Linked DNA regions of Homo sapiens: region 1 is linked to region 2. The links are chromatin contacts, found by Hi-C or POLR2A ChIA-PET in ENCODE. All regions are on one chromosome and are shown on one strand. Each heading gives the region's core, a stretch centred on a gene start or an enhancer-like site at or near the end of the contact. The rest is flanking DNA. Distances are from core to core; before and after follow the strand shown. Region 1 overlaps PRSS16 (serine protease 16). Region 2 holds the start of H2BC17 (H2B clustered histone 17).

The links. A loop is a pair of places that touch in the nucleus more often than their neighbours do. ChIA-PET counts read pairs that join two places held with the same protein, here RNA polymerase II (POLR2A). Pooled maps may share reads with other maps.
Region 1: a loop to region 2 is called in a map of CD8-positive, alpha-beta T cell, with 5 times the contacts of the local background. The contact joins the enhancer-like site here to the promoter of H2BC17 in region 2. A Hi-C loop is called at or near these places in 1 of 168 maps with a recorded cell type or tissue (CD8-positive, alpha-beta T cell), 1 of 37 single-sample maps with no recorded cell type and 6 of 50 pooled maps. POLR2A ChIA-PET finds 5 or more read pairs at or near these places in 5 of 52 experiments (HEK293T, K562, WTC11 and 1 more).

What each region holds. Positions count from the first base shown.
Region 1 is chr6:27,249,306-27,256,575 of GRCh38, reverse strand. PRSS16 (serine protease 16) reads right to left here. Exons shown (of 12, transcript NM_005865.4): 5 at 5,770-5,893; 6 at 5,457-5,534; 7 at 5,312-5,359; 8 at 4,536-4,826; 9 at 3,627-3,768; 10 at 1,704-1,883; 11 at 1,445-1,590; 12 at 1-1,329. The coding sequence ends at 1,261. Among named protein-coding and RNA genes, the nearest start is that of PRSS16, 5.2 kb to the right of the region's middle. RefSeq lists enhancers at 4,295-4,494, 4,515-4,684, 4,274-4,794, 5,065-5,434, 5,575-5,644 and 1 more. Within about 2 kb of position 5,160, at least 19 of the 41 ENCODE cell types and tissues checked have a DNase peak (open chromatin) inside an H3K27ac peak, as active enhancers do.
Region 2 is chr6:27,888,122-27,895,698 of GRCh38, reverse strand. H2BC17 (H2B clustered histone 17) reads right to left here and starts at 2,274. Exons shown (of 1, transcript NM_003527.4): 1 at 1,808-2,274. The coding sequence starts at 2,236. The coding sequence ends at 1,856. It overlaps H2AC17 (H2A clustered histone 17), which reads left to right and starts at 2,514. Exons shown (of 1, transcript NM_003514.2): 1 at 2,514-3,000. The coding sequence starts at 2,550. The coding sequence ends at 2,942. H3C12 (H3 clustered histone 12) reads left to right here and starts at 4,873. Exons shown (of 1, transcript NM_003535.3): 1 at 4,873-5,384. The coding sequence starts at 4,907. The coding sequence ends at 5,317. RefSeq lists a cis regulatory region at 1-175 and enhancers at 1,511-1,650, 2,041-2,280, 2,301-2,844, 3,191-3,240, 2,845-3,388 and 6 more.

The sequences.
Region 1 (7,270 bases), core at 3,911-6,410, 640 kb after region 2:
CTAAAGTGTAGTGGAGATTGACTTTGGTATGACAGCATGAGGAGGTTGCCTCTTACCCACAAGGAAATATGAAACTGGATAAAACTCTAAAACTACCATCTCTGTGCATACAAAGACATACAAAAAGCTGAGAAGTATTTATTGCTGAAAATAATTGATCTTTAGGAAAGAACAGTGCAAATCTATGGCAGGTTCCTGTCACAGCTAACATAGCCTAAGCAGGCACCCTTGGGATTAGCCCTATCCTCCCAGGCCCTGGAAGAAGGAATCTCCACCAGAATCATGAATCCCTAGAGTTGGAAGCTGGAAGTACCAGGGAGTGATATTTGATTGTGGGAAAAGATGGTGAGTGAAGGGTGTGGAAGGAAGACTAAATAAGAGAGATAGAGAAGGAAAAGATTAAGTGACAGGAAGAGAAATAGAGACACAGAAGAAGAGCATCAGAGACAGAAATAGAGCCTCAGGGAGACAGAGAGATTGAGGACACAGCAGAGGAGAGACAGAAATAGAGCCTCAGGGAGACAGAGAGATTGAGGACACAGCAGAGGAGAGACAGAAATAGAGACAGAGACAGAGTGAGAAAGAAAGTGACTAGGAGACACACAGAGACCAAAAATGAGAGTCAGAAATAGAGCAGTGGAAATAGCCATGGCAGAGCAAGAGAGAGAGGAGAGAAAAAGACACTGACGGAGAGCCAGAAACAAAAACACAGATTGAAGGACAGAAAGATAAACAGAGAAATAGACAGAAACACAGAGATAGAAATGAAGATATTCAGAGAAACAGAAGGAGATTAGAAAGACAAATAGTGACAGGGGAAAGAGAGAGGAAGAGACTGAGGGAAAGGGGTACAGTGAGAGAAACTGAGAAGCAAGGACAGGTTCAGGATCTAAAGTCCAGAAAAAGAAACTTACAGCAAAGCCCCTAACCCAGGAGCTGGAGTGGCAGAATTTGAACCAGAATCTGATCAGCAGGGCGAGGGCACCAGCATAAGTCACATTTGTTTGACATTTAACATTCAAAATACCAATATTTACAATGAGAATAATCATCCACTTATATTTCCATAACTCTCTGCAATAAAGCACTTTAAGTTGGGAATAAGGATGTTTGCAGACACATGCCAATTACGTGCGGAACAGGTGCTGAATTCCAATTCCTGGGAGTTTCTTCTTTCAAAACAAGCTGCTTTCTTTTGTTCAGTGAACAAGTATGTCCAGGACTGAGGTGACCATGCAGGGAGTGGAAAGGGTATGAGATTCAGACTTCACCCTTAATCTGGCTCTCCTTTGCCAGCTTGAGCCAGGTCTGTAGCTGCTGGAAGATGTTCTGTGGGGAGGTGGGAAGAATTTGAAAGTCAGATTTCAGCACCAGCAGAAGGAGGGAACATGCAAGTGATTATTCAAATGAGAATGCAAATGATTCAGAGCCTTTTTTCTCTTACCTGGCGCCCTAGGCGGAGGCTGGGGGAGTCTGAGGGCCTCTCAGGTGCCATGTCCAAGCAGTGGGAGCCAGTGCGGATAAGAAGAGTTGATTCTGAGGATCCTAAAGCCTGTGTTACACTTAGCACATGCCAGGGGTCTGTGTCCCCTGGAAAGAAAGGATAGGATGGGGCTAGGTAGATGGGTGCTGGGAGAGGATGAGGCTATGTTGAGCTGGGGCTAGGTGGAGGCTTAGCAGCCAGGTTTTGATAGCATGCTCACCATTAACAAACAGCACTTTGTTAGCCCCAGGGGTCTGGCCACCGTAGTAGGAGTTCGTCTGAGCCACAGCCTGGGCTACTGACAAGGCTGAGAGCCCAAACACCTGCTCACATAGGTCTAGCTGGGAGGGCAGTGCTGGGAGCTGGGAGAAAGGACATCTGGGATTCTCACAGGTGACATCTGTGTAGGGAGATACCTGTAAGTGTGGGTATACAGGCAGCCCACCACTCTCCTTCAATAATCATTTTCAAAGCTTTCCTCAGTGATGACCAGAACATTTCTAATACTCCCTTCGAGGAGTTTACAGTCCTGGCAGACAGACTCACACAGTCCCCTGACAGTGATAGCCCACAGTGATCAGGGCTGTGATGGAAAAAGGCCACAAGGCAGGGATCCCAGAGGAAACATGATGGGCTCAGGGAAAGCATCCTGCAAAGGATAAGACCTTGAGAAATTAGTAGAACTGAGCCAAACAAAGATAGAGAAGGAAGGCATAGTAAATAGAAGAAATAGCACGTGCAAAGGTCTGGAATGCTCGGAGCTCAAATTGTATTATGTCTGCCCTGCTTAAAACCCATAGCTCACTGTGCTTTCAGGGTAAAGATAACTTCTGTAACATCAGATTAATTCATCCCTTCCCTCCCTATTTGTTGACCACCTACCAGGTGCTCAGATAAATGTTGTACAATGTTGGGCACATGGTGGCAACCAAGACAGCTCCAGGCTCTGCTGTCACAGGACTCAGTCCAGAGGGGAAGACAGGCAATAAAAAATGTATTATGACAGGCTGTGTAAAATGCTAAGGAGAACACAGAGCTATCGAAGTCGGAGGTGGCAAGGCTGACTTATCTTGAGGGATCATGGCTTCCTGAGGGAGGCCACCCTATTGAGACTTGAAGATGAATAATCCAAGCAAAGTGAACAGCATGTACAAAGTTCCTAAGATGTTAGGAAGACTAATGTATTAAGAGGGTTAAAATATGTAAAGCCTTATAATAATAACAATAGCAAGAGGTTTATGGAATACTTACTGTAGACCTGCATTATTCTTAGAATGCTACAAATATTACCTCCTTTAGTCCTTGAAACAACCCTATGAGAGAAATATTGCTTGTATTCCCATTTTATAGATGTGGAAACAGGCATAGAGAAGTAAGTCACTTGCCCAAGTTTGCCCAAGATTACGAGTAGAAAATGGAGCTGGAATTTGAACATTTAATTTACCATATGTAGTATTTGGGACATGCTTATACTAAAAAAAAATCTGTTGTATATCTGAAATTCAAATTTAACTGGGCATCCTGTATTGTATCTGGCAACACTACCCTGGGGTCTTTGAGGAGCTGTGGTTTTGAGTACAGGAGGGACAAGGTTATATTTACAAGGATCTCTGTGGATGCTATGAAAAAGTTGGATTGTACAGAGGAAGTGAAAACCATGAGACCAGAGAAGCGGCTGGGAAGGGATCCCGGCAAGAAAGAATGGAGGTTCCCAGCAGGACAGCAGAGGTAGGCATAGAAAGCACAAGGGATGGACTACAGAGTTGTCCATGCAGAGTGAGGAGGACTCAGTAATTGACAGGCTAGCTAGAAAATGGGAAGGAAGCAACTAAAACAAGGCTCAAGTTTCTAGTCTGGTGGATGGGGAAAGGGGGCCATCCCTGGAATGGGGACACAGAGAAAGAATAGGCTGAAGGGAAGATCACTCAAGTGGAGACCTCAGTGTGTGCGTGAGGAGGCATGTGAGGGCCAAGCACATGCATACACTAGTATGGCTTCCACCTTCTCCAGCCCAACATCTGCAGGTTACACAGTGCCTGAGAGCTGGGTCGAAATGAGTCCAGACCACCTGTAAGATGACTTCTCTGGGCATAGTAAAAAGGTTGTTTGAGGGGACAAAGTTAGGGTTAGGCCAGTCACTTACAGAAGCCGAACTCGGTACATGTCTGATACAACCACTGCCGGTCACCCACACCAGACAGTTGAGGTTCTGTGCTCCTCAGCTGTGCCACTGTCTCTGCTCGGGAAAAGCTTAAACACTTCTGGCCCAGGCTGTGCAAGACAATCTAGGGAACAATGTACATACATAAGACATAAATTCCTCCTCTCTTCCCAGCAAGCCAGGGTGCAGAGGCCTATGTCCCCAGAGGTCAAAAGTCAGAAATAGAAGGGTGAGTTCCTGAGTTCTCCTGGGAGTCAGTGGTCAGAGGGGGTGGATGCCTGGGTCCTTGTGAGTTAGAGATCAATGCACTAGAAGACTGAGACCTTATTACCTGTGAGAGCTTGGGCAAGTGATAATCTTTCAGACTTCAGTTTCCTTTTCTGTAAGTGGCGATAATAATAGTGCCTATCTCTTGAGAACTTAATGAAATAATATATGTGAAGCACTTTATACAGCACTTGGTCCAGACAGTGCTGGAAAAGCGACAGCTGGATTGCAGTTGTGGATTTAGAGGCTGCAGTCCCAGGTACCTAGGAGAACCCTATCCCCAGAGATAACATTTTTTCATTCATTCTAAAAATACTAAGTGAGAATTTGCCATGTGCCAGGCACTCCTGCAGGCCCCCCAAAAGAGAACAGGACAGGATAGGCAAAATAGGTAATAATCGCAGTCTCTAACATTCGCACACTGTGTGCCAGGCTCCCAGCTGATTGCTCTACATGACCCGCCTCATTTCATCTTCCCATCGGCCCTGTGAAGTGTTATCCCCATTTTACAGATGAGAAAACGAAGTTTCAGAGAAGGTTCTCGCTTGCCCAAGATCACACAACGGAAGTGGGGCAGGAATCTTTGTCCGCTAACTCCTCCCAGCTGTGCCAGGGAGTGCTCACCTGCACCGCCCGACGAAGCCCGCAGTAGGGCGTGGAGTGGCTGCGGTTGCCCCCGCCCCCGAGGAGAAGTCCGCAGAGCTGTCGCACGCTTAGCGGCGCTCCCGTCTGCCCATCATACTGCACTACACCTCCCACCAGTGCCTGCAGCGCCCCCAACAGCTCCGCCTGGTTTTCAGCGCGGCCCAGGGGCCCGCAAGCGCTCAGCTCCGTCCGCAATGCTGCTTGAGCCGCCCCACCCGAGCGCAGCCGCCGCTCCACTTCAGCGAAGGCGACGGACACCGCCGCCCGGCACTGTGGGAAGCAAGAGGCGATGTCCGCCAAGACTTAGGCTGGGCCTCGGCTTTCCCTACCCAGGACCTGCGTCCTCCTTGGGTTCCCCACTTTCCCCTAGCGGGACTCAGAGGGTGCAGACCTAGCTCTTGGCCCAGGCCCCCGCCCCCAGGCCCCCGCCCCCAATCCCCTGCCTCGCAGCCCTCCTTCTCGGGTCTTCCCTGCAGGCCCCGTCCTCCATTGTGGCCCCGCCCCACCTTGAGCCTCACCTCCGGATAGGATTGTCCCTGCCCAAACCCCGCCCTCTCTGGGGAGCGCCTCTTTTCCTGGTGCCCCTCCTCTTCGTCAGCTCCCGCCTTCTTCCAAAACCTGCGTATTCCCCCGAGCTCCGACCTTCCTTAGACCCCGCCACGTTGCAGGTTTCGCCCTTCTCTGGCCTCCTCTTCCCTGGCATCCGAGGCCTCTTTTCCCTCCCAGTCCCCCTCGGACTAGGCCCCACCTCCTACCTCCAGGGACCCGCCGATCGCGGTGCTCATTAGGCTTCGGGATACCACCTGTGGGCGGACCGCAGAGGAAGGTATCCGGAAGTGTCAAGGGACTCCGCCCGCTGGGACCCCTCCCCGTCCCGCACCTGCTGCCCGCCATCCTTACGTCATTATACTCGGAGAAATCCAGCACGGCCCGCACCGGGGCGGAGGAGGCGACCGACGCGAAAATGAGATGGGGGAACTAAGGGAGGAGACGCCGTCAGCCTGCGGGCTGAGGGGTTGGAATCGCATATCTTTCTGCCTCTGTGTCACTTACTCGCTGTGTAATCTCGGGCTCTTGTGAGGACAGCTTGTGCAAAATTCTTTGGGCGCGGGAGGAAGGTAGGGGCGTGGTGGGAGGGTATTCCTATTATCTGAGACTGGGGCCCTGGAGTCCGAGTTCCCTCCCCCCAGCCCACCCGGAGGAGTCGCAGGACCTTCAGCCGGGCCCAGGCGGCCAAGGAGCCGGCATAGGAGCCTCCGAAGCAGATCCAGGGGCTGGAGGAGGAGATGTTAAAGAGGCGGGAAAGTGCCAGGCGGGCAGAGACCACATCAGCCAGCCTAGGGTCAAAGGGGGGACTCGGTCGGTCCTCATCGCTGGGAATCCCTGAAGATTTCCCCATTCTGGGGGAAACCCGGATCCAGAGACATGAATGGGTGAATCTGGCCAGAAACCAGGGCCGTTTTCTCATGACGTGTTTCCAAGTGTTCTCCAAGCCACATACACTTCCCAGAACATGTGTGCCTAGGCCAAGGGAGACCCTGTCCTCGTCCACTTTCTAGAAAGCCACCACCCTCTTTCCCTTCTCGTTTTAGGTAGGAGAGGAAAAATTTCCAAGTCAGTTTAGATGAAAACCTGACAAATGTAGGGAAGGGTTGAGGGCACTCAAGGAGGGCTACTAAGAGGAGAAGGAGGGGTCCTAACCTGATGAGTTGCAAGGTATTGGGAGAGAGAACAGACACAAAGAGAAATGGAGAGTGAAGTTTGGATATGTCTAACATCCTCTTTCTCCTCCCAAGGGCTTTCTTTCTTCCCTAACCTTTCTGAATGGCTTGCAGTTGGTACCATCCTGTTGCAGTTAGAAAACCGTTTCGCTTGTAGAAAAGATTAAGATGCAGAGAGACAGAGATGGAGACAAAGAGGCACAGATGTAGATACAGAGACGGAGAAAATGAGACAGGCAAACAGACTGTTACAGACACAGACAGAGATACCAATGAGGAAAGAAAAAGCTAAGTTCTGTAAGAATAAAGCAGATGAAAGAAACAAAAAGCAGGTGAAGTAAAGTTGGAAAAATGGTGGCGGTCGTTAATAGGAGTGAGATGCACTGAAGGAGGCTGGGGTGAGAGGCATAAAAACATCTAGGGGAAGGCCACGCCATGCAGAGGGATGAGTTCAAAGGCTCAAGGCAGGAATGTGCGTGTAAGTCTGGAGGACAGTGAGGACTTCAATGTAGCTGGAGCCCAGTGAAAGTGAGAGAGTATAGGTCAGAGTTAACTAGAGGCCAAAACCCACTGGACTCCATGGCGACTGTAAAAGCTTTGACTTTACTCTGAAGTCAAATACAGTCAAAATTGCTTTACTTCTGAAGCAATACAGAAGATGTCTGAGGGACTTAAGCCAGGGAGGATCATGTCCTGGTTTATGCTCTAACAGAATTACTCTGATTTCCACCTGGAAGTCAAGGGCAGAGCAGGAAAAATGGTGAGAATGCTGTGGCCGTAATCCAGGTAAGGAATGCTGGTGGTCTGCACAGTGATACAGTGGCTTACTTCAGACAGAGACGCAGAAATAGAAAGAACACAGGATAAGAGAAAGACAGATAGGGAGAGTCAGAGACCCAGAAATGGAAAGAGAAAAAACAAGACCCTATGAAACACAGAAGAAAACAGAGGGAACCAGAGACTCAGAGGTTGACTTCAGACAGTGGAGGAGAG
Region 2 (7,577 bases), core at 1,025-3,524:
TTTTTGCCACAAGATGGCAGGAGAAGGCCACACGTACTCTCTCACCCACTCGGAGGATAATCACCCCTCAGATGTTCTCTCAAGGACGCGGGATGGGCAGGGAGAAACGAATCTCGAAAAAGAGAGCGAAGAGGAATGAAAGGAGGGGGCAAATGTGATGCCAAGTTAAAGAACATGATGAAATCAGGGGACTGCTCTCCAAGTAACTTAGCTTGTCGATAAGCTCTGTCGCCAAGCCCGAGGCACCAAACTTTAATGACAAGGTACGGGGACTGGGGAAGAGAACATTTTAGGGAAGTGAACGGCAAATCCTACAATGTATTTTGAACGACCCACTAACCAATTGGCATAATTCGGGGCTGTTTGTCACCTGTGACAGAGACGAGACTATTCGTCCGAGATAGCCTTCCACCCATAGCTGCAAAGGAAGTGACGTCAGGAAAATAAAGGAAAAGTTAAGGGGTGATTTTAAAGCCTGGAGTGGAATTGTGGAGGGGCTTGCTATTTTGCTGCTAAAGATTTACAATAGAAGTAATTTATTGAAGAGGGGATAACGCAGTGGCAGAGGATGCAATGCTATGAGAATTCAGGCACTGTTGAGAAGAGGGGATCATGCCTTGAAAAGTCTCCACTCCCTTGTACTCGCACGCTCTTGGTTTACCTCCTATTTCTGTGATCTCTTCTGGGGTCCGCTTCTCTTTAAACGCGGGGTTCTCCAACTTCTATCTCAGGATTCCTAATCATGGACTTTAAAATCCCAGCCTGAACGCTGCCCCCGCCCCAGCTAATCCTGGCACACCTCCCTCCCCAAGGCCAACTGATTAACATTGCAAAAAAGCGGCTTTCCCAAGTTGCCAGGTTCTTTGTTCAACATTTTATCCTAAAGGAGCTTCCTTAGCCTTTAATGTTTCCCGTCCCGCTTTGACACCAATAATTTCAACCCACCCTAACATATCTGCAGCGATGCCAGACGAGATGCCTATTCTCTAAAGTGTATGGAAAATGGACACCGGTAAGTCAATGTCACCCAGGATCCGTACAACTGCAGTAAGAGGGACGGTTAATTCACAGCTTCCAGCTCTTGGCGCCAGAGTCCGATGCACTCCTGCAGATAACGGTCATTTCCATTCCGGGAGAACCTCTTCGAAAAACAACCCGGATGAGACTATCTGGCAAATTGCAGCCCTTGGCGGGCTTTTCAAATAGAGCGTTGACCAATCAAAGAAGGGGGACGTTACAGGCACTGAAAGAATAACCCGGCCGCGCGCGATGGCTCACGCCTGATATCCCAACATTTTGGGAGGCCGAGATGGGTGGATCACGAAGTCAGGAGTTCGAGACTAGCCTGGTCAAGACGGTAAAACTCCGTCTCTACTAAAAATGCAATAATTAGTCGGGCACGGTGGCGGGCGCCTGTAATCCCAGCTACTTAGGAGGCCGAAGCAGAATTGGTTGAACCCGGGAGACGGAGCTTACAGTGAGCCGAGATCGCGGCACTGCACTCTATCCTGGGCGACAGAGCCAAGACTCCATTTAAAAAAAAAAAAAAAAAACAACACAAAAGGAAAGAGTAACCGAAAACCGAAAGCAAACTTGTAATTATAGCTTAAAGCACAACTGCAAGCCTTTTTCCCCAAGGGTATCTAAGAACCCAAGCTAAATTTGTCTGATGGAGCGTCTATACTCACACGCAAAAAGCCTAGGGAGCTTAGCTTACCTTTTCCCGCCGTCTTCCCTCCTAATGGAGGCCGGCCGGAGTCCACCCAAAAGACTACAAGCAAAATGCACAGGCTCTTTCTCTGGAAGCGTGAGTGGCTCTGAAAAGAGCCTTTGGATTGCTGGCAGCTGCGAGAGCTCACTTGGAGCTGGTGTACTTGGTGACGGCCTTTGTGCCCTCGGACACGGCGTGCTTGGCCAGCTCCCCGGGCAGCAGCAGGCGCACGGCCGTCTGGATCTCCCTGGAGGTGATGGTCGAGCGCTTGTTGTAATGCGCCAGGCGGGAAGCCTCGCCAGCGATGCGCTCAAAGATGTCATTGACGAAGGAGTTCATGATGCCCATGGCCTTCGATGAGATGCCGGTGTCGGGGTGGACTTGCTTCAGCACCTTGTACACGTAGATAGAGTAACTCTCTTTGCGGCTGCGCTTGCGCTTCTTGCCGTCCTTTTTCTGGGCCTTGGTTACGGCTTTCTTGGAGCCCTTTTTGGGGGCAGGAGCAGATTTAGCCGGGTCGGGCATGGCGGAGGAGAGTGAAAGAGCACTCAAATAACAAGAATGAGGACAAGCTGGGTTATGCCCTATTTATTTACAAGTCTATATGCAGATGAGATTGAGAAATTCTTCTGTCTGATTGGAAGTTACTCAGATGACGTTAATATCAATATAGTCCAATCAAAACACGTATATTCAGAAAGCTCATTTGCATTAAGAGGAAGCTGCAAGCTTAGCCAATGGCCCAGCTTCTTTTTCGCGCCCAGCAGCTGCTATAAAATGCGCGTCCCTGTAGGTTCCTTTCACTCACTTTCTGACTTAGGCCACAGGTCGTTTTACCATGTCTGGACGTGGCAAGCAGGGCGGCAAGGCTCGCGCCAAGGCCAAAACCCGCTCCTCTAGAGCTGGGCTCCAATTTCCTGTAGGACGAGTGCACCGCCTGCTCCGCAAGGGCAACTACGCTGAGCGGGTCGGGGCCGGCGCGCCGGTTTACCTGGCGGCGGTGCTGGAGTACCTAACTGCCGAGATCCTGGAGCTGGCGGGCAACGCAGCCCGCGACAACAAAAAGACCCGCATCATCCCGCGCCACTTGCAGCTGGCCATCCGCAACGACGAGGAGCTCAACAAGCTGCTTGGTAAAGTTACCATCGCTCAGGGCGGTGTTCTGCCTAACATCCAGGCCGTACTGCTCCCCAAGAAGACTGAGAGCCACCACAAAGCTAAGGGCAAGTAAGGGCTGAACTTTAAAAATGTAAACTTACAAGACAAAAGGCTCTTTTCAGAGCCACCCACCATTTCTACGGAAGAACTGAGCACTCTGTTCTCCAAACCTATCAGAAATTTGTGGCCGAGTTCAAGCACTGAGGCCATTACTTTCCTATTGGGTAAAATAAAAGTATTGAATCAGGCCTAGTAAATACTATCCAACTGCTACCTTATAACATGAAGGAACCTCCTTAATTGTCCCCTCCCCACAAACTGTCCTGGGTCTTTAAAAAACTTGGGGCCGGGCGCGGTGGTTTATGCGTCCTTAGCATTTTGGGAAACTGAGGCAGGTGGGTGGGGAGGGGAGAAATCTCTAGGGACCTGGAGTTCGAGACCACCCTGATAACGAGACCCCTGCCTCTTAAAAAAAAAATGACTGGGCGCGGTGGCTCACGCCTGTAATCCCAGCACTTTGGGAGGCCGAGGAGGGTGTATCACAAGGTCAAGAGATCGAGACCACCCAGGCAAACATGGTGAAACCCTGTCCCTACTAAAAACACAAAAATTAGCCGGGCGTGGTGGCGAGCGCTACTAAGGAGACAGGCAGGAGAATCGCTTGAACCCAGGAGGCAGAGGTTGCAGTGAGCCGAGATCACGCCACTGCACTCCAGCCTGGGCGACAGAGCGAGACTCCATCTAAAAAAAAGAAAGAAAAAAAATACCAGGCGCGAGGCCCTCGCCTGTATTTGGCGGACTGACAGCAGAAGGAACACTTGAGTCCCAGGAATTTGAGATTTCAGTGAGCCATGACCTCGCCACTGCACTCCAGCCTGGGTGACAAAGCGAGACCCCGTCTCAAAAAAAGAAAAACAAAACCCAAACAAAAGTATTTCTGGTGATCATTTGCTCCTGTGAATATAATAAATGTTAAACTAACCTTTTTGTTGTCTTTATGGGTCTTTATCAATACCAGAACCTGGTAGTTCTTTGATCAACTAAAATCTCCATCCTAATAAAATGCTGTTGTCAGAACTACCCAGATTCACTGGCAAAAATCTAATCACTGACCCAAACCTGTAATTCCGCGCATGCTAATGAAATTAAGCAATAATTTACATAATTAATCCAATCAGCCATTGGATTGCATTAAACTCAGTTAATGAAGAGGTCAGATACCATTTATTGGTATCATTTAGTCAAGCACCTATCAAACTCCTTCCCCACACCACACTGGACAAAACTAAAGTTTTGGTGTTTTAGAGAATGTGCCAGCCTAAGTTTAAATTGTTTTTGTTCTGGGTCTTGGTACAGTCATTAAAAGATTTAATTAAGCAGTTACAAAACGGAACTACTTTTTGGAAATACTAGCAAATACGTTGTTCTACTGTATGTATTTTTACACGATCCGAAATAGGAAAAATGACCCATTGGAAATGAGTTTAAGACTACGACTGACCTACACAAATTCTAGGTCAGATTATCTTTTCATTGGGGGAATCTTAACATGATTGGTTGAAAACAATAAATAAAAGTGGCGCGGAGGACGAGCGCAGTGGCTCACGCCTGTAATCTAAGCACTTTGGAAGTCCGAGGCAGGCGGATAACTTGAGATCAGGAGTTTGAGACCAGCCTGGCCAACATGGTGAAACCCCTTCTCTGCTAAAAAAAAATTAGCCGGGCGTCGTGGCAAGTGCCTGTAGTCCCAGCTACTCCGGAGGCTGAGGCAGAATCGCTTGAACCCGGGAGGCGGAGGTTGCAGTGAGCTGAGATCGCGCCACCACACTCCAGCCTAGGCGACAGAATTAGAAGCCGTCAGGTAAAAAAAAAAAAAAAAAAAAAAAAGTGGCAGGAACCAAATGAAGATAGTATTAACAACCAACCAGGTTTTTCCTACAACAGTTCTGACCAATCAGGATCAGATCATCGTTATAAATTCTGGTAGAAGCCACTGCTCATTCAGCTGCTTGCTTTCAGAGCATAGCTTTCTCAACTATGGCCCGGACGAAGCAGACAGCTCGCAAGTCTACCGGCGGCAAGGCACCGCGGAAGCAGCTGGCCACCAAGGCAGCGCGCAAAAGCGCTCCAGCGACTGGCGGTGTGAAGAAGCCCCACCGCTACAGGCCAGGCACCGTGGCCTTGCGTGAGATCCGCCGTTATCAGAAGTCGACTGAGCTGCTCATCCGCAAACTGCCATTTCAGCGCCTGGTGCGAGAAATCGCGCAGGATTTCAAAACCGACCTTCGTTTCCAGAGCTCGGCGGTGATGGCGCTGCAAGAGGCGTGCGAGGCCTATCTGGTGGGTCTCTTTGAAGACACCAACCTCTGTGCTATTCACGCCAAGCGTGTCACTATTATGCCTAAGGACATCCAGCTTGCGCGTCGTATCCGTGGCGAGCGAGCATAATCCCCTGCTCTATCTTGGGTTTCTTAATTGCTTCCAAGCTTCCAAAGGCTCTTTTCAGAGCCACTTACATTCTCACTGAGGATAGCTGTCACACCATTGGTCGACTGTCTTAAATCAACTTTAAAGCAGGGATAAACTGGCGGAAAGTCGTCAAGGGTTGTTCATTCTGATTCCTTGCAGTGTCCTTTGTCTTCTAAGACGGTCCTTTTCACTTGTCCTCTGTGACCCATCTCACAAGGGTCTCACTTTCTCCGAGGAAAGTCAGCAAATCTATATCCAAGGTCAATCCGCTTCAAGGGGAAAGCCAAAGTCCTTCCTGCACATGCTGTCCTTTGGGGATAGCATCTCCAGAACCCCATAACTAACAATTAGATTACAGGTTAAATGAGATGCCATTTTTAACTGAAACGGGCACTGCCCTTGGGTCCCCTGGAAGCTTGCTGAAAATCACGGACATGAGGCCGGTTGATTTAGCACATAGACACGGGAGACTTCAAAATGAGGACCCACCCACCAATGAGATACAGAAGTTTATATATCACCTTGAGATTATAGAAAGAGTGCAAGCTTGGAACCTGGGAAAACAGATTATAGGAGGGAGAAAGGAAGAGACTTGGCTAGCAAGGGGGGCGGGTCTTGTTATGTAGATGAAAACACATAGCTAGTAGTCCTCAGAAAAAATAGATGGTAAATGTCTCTTGTCAGGGTGGGCGTGGTGGCTCATGCCCTCCACTTTGGGAGGCAGTGGAAGGAGGATTCCCTGAGCCCAGGAGTTTGAGATCAGCCTGGGTAACAGCAAAATCCTGTCTCTACGAAAAACAAATAAAAAGAAAGGTGGGTGTTGCAGCGCACAACTGTAGTTCTAGCTGCTCAGAAGGCTGAGGCAGGAAGATTGCCTGAGCCCACGAGTTCAAGGATGCAGTGAACTATGATTGCACAATTGCACTCCAGCCTGGGTGACAGAGCAAGACAGTCTCTTAAAAAATAAAAATAAAAAAGGATCAGACTCTCAGTTAATCTCTCCTAGATCCAGGAAAGGACTAGAAAGGGAAAGCCTGGCAACAAATGGAAATTTCCCCCACAAAAGACTGATTTGCAGGGCCTCATCGGTCTCCGGGCCCTGAGGCAGCCATTTCAAAATAGGGCAAAGAAATATCTTTTGGGGTAAAATATTTTTATTTCCTTCACTTTACTTTCCTCAAGAGACTGCTTTAAAGGTTAAATGCAGTAATATATTCTAGGGCCTTGGACAGTGCCCCAGAAAACACATTAGGTACACAAAAAATATTTATTGAACCTGATTTTATCTCTGAATCTTAGTTTGGAGTGGCTCTTGTGGGAGACTAAAATATGCCACCCCGAAGTATACTTTGTCATATTTCAAGATGGCTATTCAGAGAAACTGCAGAAATAGGAATAGCTCTGAAAAGCTCTTTTTTGTAAAAGAATTGTATACCTATCAAGGAAATCTACATTAGTAAACAGTGGATGCAAGTACTGGCTTTCTCTGAGGCTCCCTTTCCTGCCTAAAGAGGAATCTAAGACTGACTCAAAGGAGAGAAAACTACTTTGTCACAGGCTGTCAGCTATTCTGCGATTACCTGAGAGACTTTATCTACATAACAAGAAAACCTTTGCCTTTCCTCCCCTGGTGCCTTTGCCCTTCCTCCTTCACCCTCCTACAACATGTGTCACCACCTCCTCCAAACCCCCAGAAGTCTCAAGACCTTTTTTCTTTCTGTAGTCTCAGAATGGCATAAAAACGTCAATTATTTGGCCCTTCTGAGAGAGAAATAATATAGGGTGGTCACAAGAGAATAGAAGATTCCATGCAGTAGTTTCACATGACTAGCAAAAAGGAAACTGTTGAAATAGCTGCACAAACTAGGAGCCAAAGAGACCCTGAAAACCGAAATGTTTGCCAAGCTGGCTAAGTCCTACTTGACCCAACATGGCACTGGATTTGACCTAGCTTTCACCTGGGACCTTATTATACACTTATTAACATACAAATCAGACATCCACCAACACCATGACAGTTCCGAGAACACCCATATTTCATGGAAAAATGGATGGCACCACAGTTCTGAGAAATTGTCACCCTTTTCCAGAAATCTTCATGGATATTCCACCCCTTGGTTAAGGAAACCCATAAAGTTAGAAGCCCCAATCACTCCTGGGCAAGACTGACTCTCTTGAGTAAGCCTGCACTTCCCTTCCTTGAGCATGTATTTTTCACTTTGCAATAAACCTCTGTACT